Linked DNA regions of Homo sapiens: region 2 is linked to region 1. The links are chromatin loops, found by intact Hi-C in ENCODE. Cell type or tissue: mammary epithelial cell. All regions are shown on one strand. Links, peaks and the distances in the headings refer to the core of each region. The heading gives the core; the rest is flanking DNA. Region 1 overlaps PLD5 (phospholipase D family member 5). Region 2 overlaps PLD5 (phospholipase D family member 5).

Region 1 (4,403 bases), core at 322-4,321:
AATAACACAGGAGTGTATTTGGAAGTTTCTGGAAATTCTCTAGGGTGAAACTTCCACCATTTTAGCTCTTAAGCTCATAAGGGAATCAGCTCTGTTTCAGTCTGGTTACAATTTTTTTAACCTCCCTGGTCCTACCATCTCTACAGCTCATATTTTTGCTATGTAGACCAGAGAAACACTATTTATCAAGAACATTGAAGAAATTCTGTTAATCATATCTGACTATTAAAATGGGGGAAAAGAATGGGGAAAAAGACAGCTGTCTTTGCAAGCACACATCCGTTTCTGGTGTGCAGTGGCAGTTAAAGTCATCTTTCAAAGGCTCTCTGCTGTCTGTTGGTGCCAGTAGGCAAGATAAAACAATTTTGTCAGCTAATCATCAGTCTGCTCCAGATGATGCACAGACTGGTCTAAGAATAAATACGTTAAAAAGGAAAGCAATTAGCTTTCCATATGGGATGGCGGAGTTTCTGCTTTGTAAAATTTCCAAGAGTTTAAGACCTGCTGATTCAAAAGTATTAAGATGAACTAGAAAGCTTTTCACGTTCCCATCTGCCACCATTGTGCTTTTCACTGTTCCTAGATTTAACATGATATTAAATTGAATCATGGTAGAACAAACCTTTACAAGACTTGATGCTTGTTAATATATCTGACACACAATAATGTAGATAGGTTGGAAGACATGATGCAACTCCTGATGAAAATATAAAGAAATGCACCAAGGTGACAATATTATTTGGTTATATTAATAATTTTGTTATTAGTAAAATATTACTGTTGATATCTTCTGGAGTTACTCTAGAAACTTTCTACAGTATCCTTGAGACTTTTGATCCCCCAAATGAATGACATAATATACTGATAATAACAATTCTAATTCCTAATTATGTGTTGATCAAGGTAATTCTAGCTGTTGTGACATATAAAACTCAAAATATCAGTGAGTTTATAAAATAGACGTTTATTTCTTGCTCAGATAAAGTTTGAGATGAGTTTTCTTGATTGGAAAGTGGCTTTTCTCTAAGTGGTGATTCAGGAACTTAGGCTCCTTCCATCTTTGGCTTTGTGTCCTTCAATGTGTTGCTTCCAAGGTGCTTACTACCTTCAGCAAGCCAATCTGTGGATGGGTAAAAAGCATGGTGGGTTGGGCATGGAAAAGTTCTTACTGGCTAGGCCTGGTGGTGGCGCACATCACTTCTGCTCACATGCCATTGGCTGGAACTCTGGCATATAACTACCCAGAAGGCTGGGAAATGCAGCCTAACAATGTTCCCAAGAAAAAGAAATAGATTTGGTCAACAATTAGTCTCTGCCCCAATGATCTAAGAATAGATTTGTGTAAGCTATAAAAATGTACTTCTTAATTATTGCTTATATTGCATTTCCTGTTTTAAGCTGAGGAGATTTGCCTCACATATATACTTACAGTCATACCCCACATAACAATGTTTGGGTCAGTGACAGAGCACATGTATGATATCAGTCCCGTAAGATCGTAGTGGGCTGAAAAACTCTAATCGCCTAGTGATATTATAGTTGTAATGTGGTGGTGCAATGCATTACTCATGTGTTTGTGGTGATACAGGTGTATCACCTACTGTACTACCAGTCTTACAAAAGCATGGCCCATGCCCTGACATGCAGGGCATAATACTTGATAATGACAGGAAATGGTGATGTTGCTGCTTTATGTATTTACTGTATACTTTTTATTGCTATGTTCGGGTGTACTCCTGTTTGTTAACTTTTTTTTTTTTTTTTTTTTTTAACTGGAAACGGTCTCAGGCAGGTCCTCCAGGAGGTATTTCAGAAGAAGTCATTGTTATATCAGTTGACAGCTCTGTGCGTGTTATTGCTCCTGACTACCTTCCAGTGGGATAAGATGTGGAGGTGGAAGACAGTGACATTGATGATCCTGACCCCGTGTGGGCCTAGGCCAATGTTTGTGTCTCAGTTTTTAACAAAAACGTTTAAAATGTTAAAAATTTAAAATATAGAAAAAAGAATAGGATACAAAGAAGGAAAATATTTTTGTACAACAGTACAATGTGTTTGTATTTTAAGCTAAGTGTTAATACAAGAGTCAAAGTTAAAAAATTAGAAAGTTTATAGACTAAAAAAGTTACAGTAAGCTGGCCGGGTGCAGTGGCTCATGCCTGTAATCCCAGCACTTTGGGAGGCCAATGTGGGCCGATCACAAGGTCAGGAGATCGAGACCATCCTGTCCAACAGGATGAAACCCCATCTCTACTAAAAATACAAAAAAATTAGTCAGGTGTGGTGGCGGGCACCTGTAGTCCCAGCTACTCAGGAGGCTGAGGCAGGAGAATGGTGTGAACCCGGGAGGTGGAACTTAGAGTGAGCTGAGATTGCGCCACTGCACTCCAGCCTGGGTGACAGAGCGAGACTCTGTCTCAAAAAAAAAAAAAAAAAAAAAGTTACAGTAAGCTAAGGTTAATTTATTATTGAAGAAAGAAAAATGTTTAAACACAAATGTAGTGTAGCCTAAGCATATAGTATTTATAAAGTCTATAGTAGTATACAGTAATATCCTAGGCCTTCACATTCACTCACTCTCACTCACTGACTCACCCAGAGCAACTTCCGGTCCTGCAAGCTCCATTTATTGTATGCGCCCTCTACAGGTATACCATTTTAATTGTTTATGCTGTATTTTTAACTGTACTATTTCTTTGTTTAGATACACAAATCCTTACCATTGTGTTATAATTCCCTACGGTATTCAGGACAGTTACATGCTACACAGGTTTGTGGCTGAAGAGCAATAGGCTCTACCATATATCCTGGGAGTGTAGTAGGCTGTGCCATCTAGGTTTGCGCAAGTGCACTCCACGATGTTCATGTAAGGACAAAATCACCTAGTGACACATTTCACAGAACGTATCTCCATCATTAAGCAACAACACATGATTGTATTTTTTTTGGAGACAGAGTCTTGCTCTGCCTCCCAGGCTGGAGTGCAATGGCACCATCTCAGCTCACTGCAACCTCTGCCTCCTGGGTTCAAGTGATTCTCCTACCTCAGCCTCCCTAGTAGCTAGGATTGCAGGCGTGCACAACCACACCCAGCTAATTGTTGTATTTTTAGTACAGACGAGGTTTCACCATCTTGGCCAGGCTGGTCTTGAACTCCTGACCTCAGGTGATCTACCCGTCTTGACCTCCCAAAGTGCTGGGATTACAGGTGTGAGCCACCACGCCCGGTCAGCAACACATGATTGTATTTTTAAAATACTGGGAAACATTTTGCTCTTTGAGGTTTTTATTCCTGGAAGTGGGAATAGAAAGGAGCTGTCTGTGAGCTGCTGTACAAACATCCTGAAGCAACAAGCTTATTCTCCAGCTTTCGAAAAGCAGTGAGCAATTAGTTTCTAAACGAAGGCCATGACAGTGGACCCCAGAGAGGAAACCCAATTTGGGAGATACTTCTCAGGTGATATGGATAAAACTTGATATCTCAGTGGATTTGAAGTATTAGGGTGACAAAATCACGCTGATTTTTTTTTTTTCTATGAGGGAGCAAGGAAATTTGGAATAAGTTTGGGAAAAGGAGAAGGTGGGATTATAAACTCAGTTTTACACATATGAAATTTCAGGTGGCCAGAGAAAAAATCTGGGCGTATTTTGAAATTTCCTGTGTAATAAGGGCAGATAAAGGACTTGGATCATCTGAATATCAGTCAGGTTTTAGAAGTCATTGCATCAGCTCAGTTTAGTCAGAAAAAAATGTGAGAGGAGAACTGTGTTATGGGACCTCAGGCAAACTGATGGCTAATCAGAGCCATTAGATTTAGTGTTTAGAAGAGACATAGTAACATTATCAGTAGAGCATAGTGGGGTGGGGCAGGAGCCAGATTGAGAGGGATTGTAAAATAAATGGACAATAAGAGGGAGTAAGGGAAGGCATTAGCTGTAGAGAAGGGATTACAAACACTTATCTTCACTCTCATGAGCAGCAATAATGCAAACACTGAGCAGAGTCCAGCCACGGGTGCTCAGCAGTGTTATCACTGTTATTATTGATTATTTCTTCTCTGCTTTTTACATATGAAGAAACGTTGTGAGGAGTTTGTTGGCATCAGTTTCATCTGAGGAAGGAATAGGTAAACTATACTTGCATGAGTAAGATTGTATCAGACAATGATGGCAGTATGAAAATAAACCATTGCCCCTGTGTGTTAGAGTGCCTTTTTCTGGCTTCATTTAACCCATATTCATTGAACCCTTGTTATGTGCTGGGCATTCTGATAGGCAGTGGAGGGGGAGCAGTGAATATGACCATGACCTTCTCGTGGAGCCTAGCATTCCCAGAAATAATGGGAATGTCAATTCTGATAAGGGGATTCCCATACAGGGTGCTATTGATAGCATCTTCTGGT
Region 2 (4,403 bases), core at 297-4,296, 230 kb after region 1:
TTAAGAGCCAGGATAGGGTGTCACCTGACTGCGGGTTAATTACATGAAATCCCCACAGCTAATTCAGTGCCTCACATTTACTAGATGCTTTAAAAATTTTTATTAAATGAATGCATGAATGCACAAAGTAGAGTGTGTTCAGTAGCCATATAAATCTTAAAGATGTATCATAAAACTGGAATCAAATAATGGAAATTACAGGAGAAAGGATTTACATCAGTGTAAGCAAGAATTTTCTGACCCTAAAGCTGTCCAGTGATGGACAGCCATCCAGCCTCTCTCGAGTTAGCTCCCTGTCACAGGCATGGGCTGGATGGTCCCTTCCCAGGGATTCAGTGGAGGAACAGTTTTAGGGCTGAAAGTGGTCTGGCATGACAAGGCTGTATGTTTGAGGGCAGGAAAGATGGCAAGAGTTAAAGTAGCTGTGGTTTCTTCATCAAAGCTTACACATTGTAAGCTCAATAAATGTGAGCTAACATCATCATCACCATGATTATTATTATTAGTAACCCTCAGCACATGTCAGGGAGGAATGAGGACCCCTCTACTTCCCCACTTAGGGACCACACACCCAAGGACCTGGCCACACACCATATTTTTTGTTTGTTTGTTTGTTTTGTTTTTGTTTTTGTTTTTTGGATACAGAGTCTTACTCTGTCACCCAGGCTGGAGTGCAATGGCACCATCTCAGCTCACTGAACCTCCACCTGCTGGGTTCGAGTGATTCTCCTGCCTCAGCCTCCTGAGTACCTGGGATTACAGGTGTGTGCTACATGCCTGGCTAATTTTTGTATTTTTAGTAGAGATGGGGTTTCACCATGTTGGCCAGGCTGGTCTTGAACTCCTGACATCAAATGATCCACCTGCCTTGGCCTCCCAAAGTGCTGGGATTACAGGCGTGAGCCACTGCGCCTGGCCACACACACACTTTTTATGTTGGGCATAGTGATAGACCAGTGAGCTCCCACAAAATCTGGCCTCCATCAATTTGGTACCATTTCTGACATTGTCTTCAAAATGGTGGAGAATTTACTACTTATGAAAATAATGTAACAAAATACCACTTTAAACCATGGAAGTTTTCAAAATAATATTGAGGTAAAATTCTAATTGGCAAAACTTGTTGCATACATATACAGATTTTGTTATTAAAATTATTAAAAATTATTAAATTTTTATTATTAAAAATGTTTCACTGCTATTCAGGAGGCTGAGGTAAGAGGATCACTTGAACCCGGAAGTTTAAGGCCGCAGTGGGTTTTGATGGCACCATGGCACTCTAGCCTGGGTGACAGAGTGAGACCCCATCTAAATAAATAAATAAATGATACACAAATAAATAAAATGTTTCACTGGATCCCTCTGAGTCTCCATCAGACCTAGGAAATGCATTTATTTTAACAACTATATTAACAAAGATTCACTTAGCTGATTTTATTGCCCTGTTTTTGTTACTTCTTGGCTTTCATATTTTTAATTGGAAAAAATTGGAATGTATGTCTTACAATGACTTGCAGGAATATTACTTTTATGCCCATAAATCATTCTGCATATGTCAAGTGTTGCAGCTCAAGCATCTATTATTGTAATTAGCTGTCACTTCAGTCCTTTATTGTTGAATTCACCAACACCAATTCTGTCATATTTTTAAAAACCTCTTCTGGAGCTTTAATTCCCTCCGCAAACTGTATATGGAAATTTAGCCCCATTGCTTGCCCCGTTTTAACATGGCCTTCTTAACCCCCACCCACCAACTGCTAAATTATTTCTATGTTGTTTAGTCAAAGTTAAATGTACCACATTTGGACTGCAAGAACTGCCTGAAAATACTCATCCACTTCTGAATTGCCTGAGGTGTTAGATACATTTGTTCTAGAACTGGTGGCTCTGAATTCATCCTCAGAAGCCTGTGGGAGAAATCATATTTCATAATAAAGCAAGATTAAGATAACCAAACACACGCATAACATGTTAATAAACTCATAATTTTTAGTAAGAGCTTTGTATTTTTTAGAAATTTTCCATGAAGCCTGATTCATTTAATCTTCACTTGCACCCCTGCGTGAGATGCAGGACAGGCTTCAGAAGCCTCATTTCACAGATCAGGAGACTGTCTCCAAGAGGCTAATTGAAGAATGTCCTGGAATTATTCCATCAGTTAACACCACAGTTAGGACTTGTACTCAAACTTCGGGTTTATGCAACACATTTTTTTTTTTTGCCTGTGCCACACTGTTTCTCGTACTTAATAATTGGCTGAATCAGTGATACAGATGTATAGTAACATCCCACATATACAGCAGTACCCCAGAAATCTAGAGCTTCCATAGCTGAGAGCCTTCTTTAACTGGAATTCAACCAAGAACCAAAAAGTATGCAGAAAGACCTAGCACATCCAAGACGTCTCAAAGCTACTGCCTTTTACTCATCGGAGCAGACTCCTAGGGCCTTATTGAAGATCTTTTTAGTCTTAGACTCACCACAGGTTGAATTAATTTCCAAGCTCATGGCTGATAAGAAGTCACAAGTCAGAGAGAAAAACATGCCCAGACAAGTGAGAGCTGTCCACAAGGCAGGAATAAACACACTGACCATTGAAATCAACGCAGGCATTTTGGAATTCAGGTATTCCTGTACCAACAAGTATAAGCCAGCCCCTCGTGCCTCGCAGCAAGCTCCAGAGGCCCCCGGCCTTCAGCATGACTATGGCTTTCCCTTTAGGAAAAAGGAAAAGTCCATTTACTCACTGCTTCCAATTCAGGACAAAAGAAATGTGCTTAAACATTTTAGAGAATGGTTCATCAAAACGGCCTAAAGGTTTCCTCTGCAGAGCAGTAAACTCTTAGCTCTGGGCAATTTGCATCTCTAAGGCAGCACTCAAGCAGTATTCATAATAGCCAGAATATGGAATCTGCTTAAGTGTCCATCAGTGAAGGACTGGATAAAGAAAATGTGGTGTATTTATACGTGATGAAATACTATTCATCTGTGAAAAAAAAGAATGAAATCATGTCTTTTGCAGCAACATGGATGGAGCCAGAAGCCATTATCTTAAGTGAAACAACTCAGACACAGATAGACAAACACCGCATGTTCTCACTCATAAGTGGGAGGCAAATAATGTGTACACATGGAGGCGGAGTGTGGAATGATGGACAGTGGGGACTTCGAGGGGTGGGAGGTGGATAGTGGGTAGTTGTTTGGTGGGTACATTGCATGTTCCTTCAGTGGATACACTGAAGGCCGTGATTTCACCACAGTGCAATAAATCAGTGTAGCAAAATTGTACTTGTACTGGCTGGGCACCATGGCTCACCCCTGTAATCCCAGACCTTTGGGAGGCCGAGGCAGGCAGATCACTTGAGGCCAGGAGTTCAAGAACAGCCTGGCCAACATTGTGAAACACCATCTCTTCTAAAAATACAAAAATTAGCTGGGCGTGGTGGCGGGCGCCTGTAATCCCAGCTACTCAAGAGGCTGAGGCAGAAGAATCACTTGAACCTGGGAGGCAGAGATTGCAGTGAGCCAAGATTGCGCCACTGCACTCCAGCCTAGGTGACAGAGCAAGATTCTGTCTCAAAAACCCCATAAATATATACAAATTTTAAAAATAATAACATTTAAAAAAATAAAGCAGTGCTGTCTGATAGGAATATGCCCAGGCCATGAATGTGAGCCACATATATAATCTAAAATTTTCCAACCGCCACATAAAATTGCAAAAAGAAACAGGGAAAATTAATTTTCACAATATTTTCTGTAATTTAGTATATCCTGAATACCATTTTAACATATCATCAATACAAAACAATAATGAGGCAGGGCACAGTGGCTCATGCCTATAATCCCAACACTTTGGGAAGCTGAGGCGGGCAGATCACCTGAGATCGGGAGTCCGAGACCAGCCTGACCAACATGGAGAAACCCCGTCTGTACTAAAAATACAAAATTAGCTGGGCGTGGTGGCACATGCCTGTAATCCCAGCTACTCAGGAGGCTGTGGCAGGAGAATCGCTTGAACCCGGGAGGTGGAGGTTGCGGTGAGCTGAGACTGCGCCACTGCACTCCAGCCTGGGCAACGAGTGAAACTCCATCTCAAAATAATAATAATAATGAGATATTTTACTTTTTTTTTTTTTTTTTTTTTTTGCTAAGGACTTTTCAGAATCCAGTGGTAACTTGACACCCACAGCACATCTCAGTTTAGACATGCCAACATTTCAAGGACTCAGTAGTGACCTGTGACTAGTGGCAGTCTTGTTAGCACAGGTCTGGGGAGAGTCCCTCTCTCTCTAATTAGAAAGCAGAATATTTTTTGTTTTGTTCTAATTTAATACACAAACCCAAAGAGCTAAAGTTTTTACTCTGATCAGCAGTTTTTATAGCAAATAAAAAAAAACAAT

Evidence for each region. A loop is a pair of places that touch in the nucleus more often than their neighbours do. Peaks named below come from ENCODE experiments on the same cell type or tissue, not always from the same donor. Only the 100,000 strongest peaks of a DNase experiment are listed, where the experiment ranks them.
Region 2: a loop joins it to region 1, with 2.8 times the contacts of the local background. A loop is called at or near these places in 1 of 110 quality-filtered maps.

What each region holds. Positions count from the first base shown.
Region 1 is chr1:242,423,677-242,428,079 of GRCh38, reverse strand. The region is part of intron 1 of PLD5 (phospholipase D family member 5); the gene reads left to right. Among named protein-coding and RNA genes, the nearest start is that of PLD5, 99 kb to the left of the region's middle. In mammary epithelial cell, for the core only: a CTCF peak has its summit at 2,657 (motif pointing left); a DNase peak (open chromatin) is centred at 1,589.
Region 2 is chr1:242,198,448-242,202,850 of GRCh38, reverse strand. All of the region lies in intron 5 of PLD5 (phospholipase D family member 5), which reads left to right. Among named protein-coding and RNA genes, the nearest start is that of MAP1LC3C, 200 kb to the right of the region's middle. In mammary epithelial cell, for the core only: no CTCF peak of the experiment used is centred there; DNase peaks (open chromatin) are centred at 2,560 and 4,230; H3K27ac peaks cover 1,906 bases.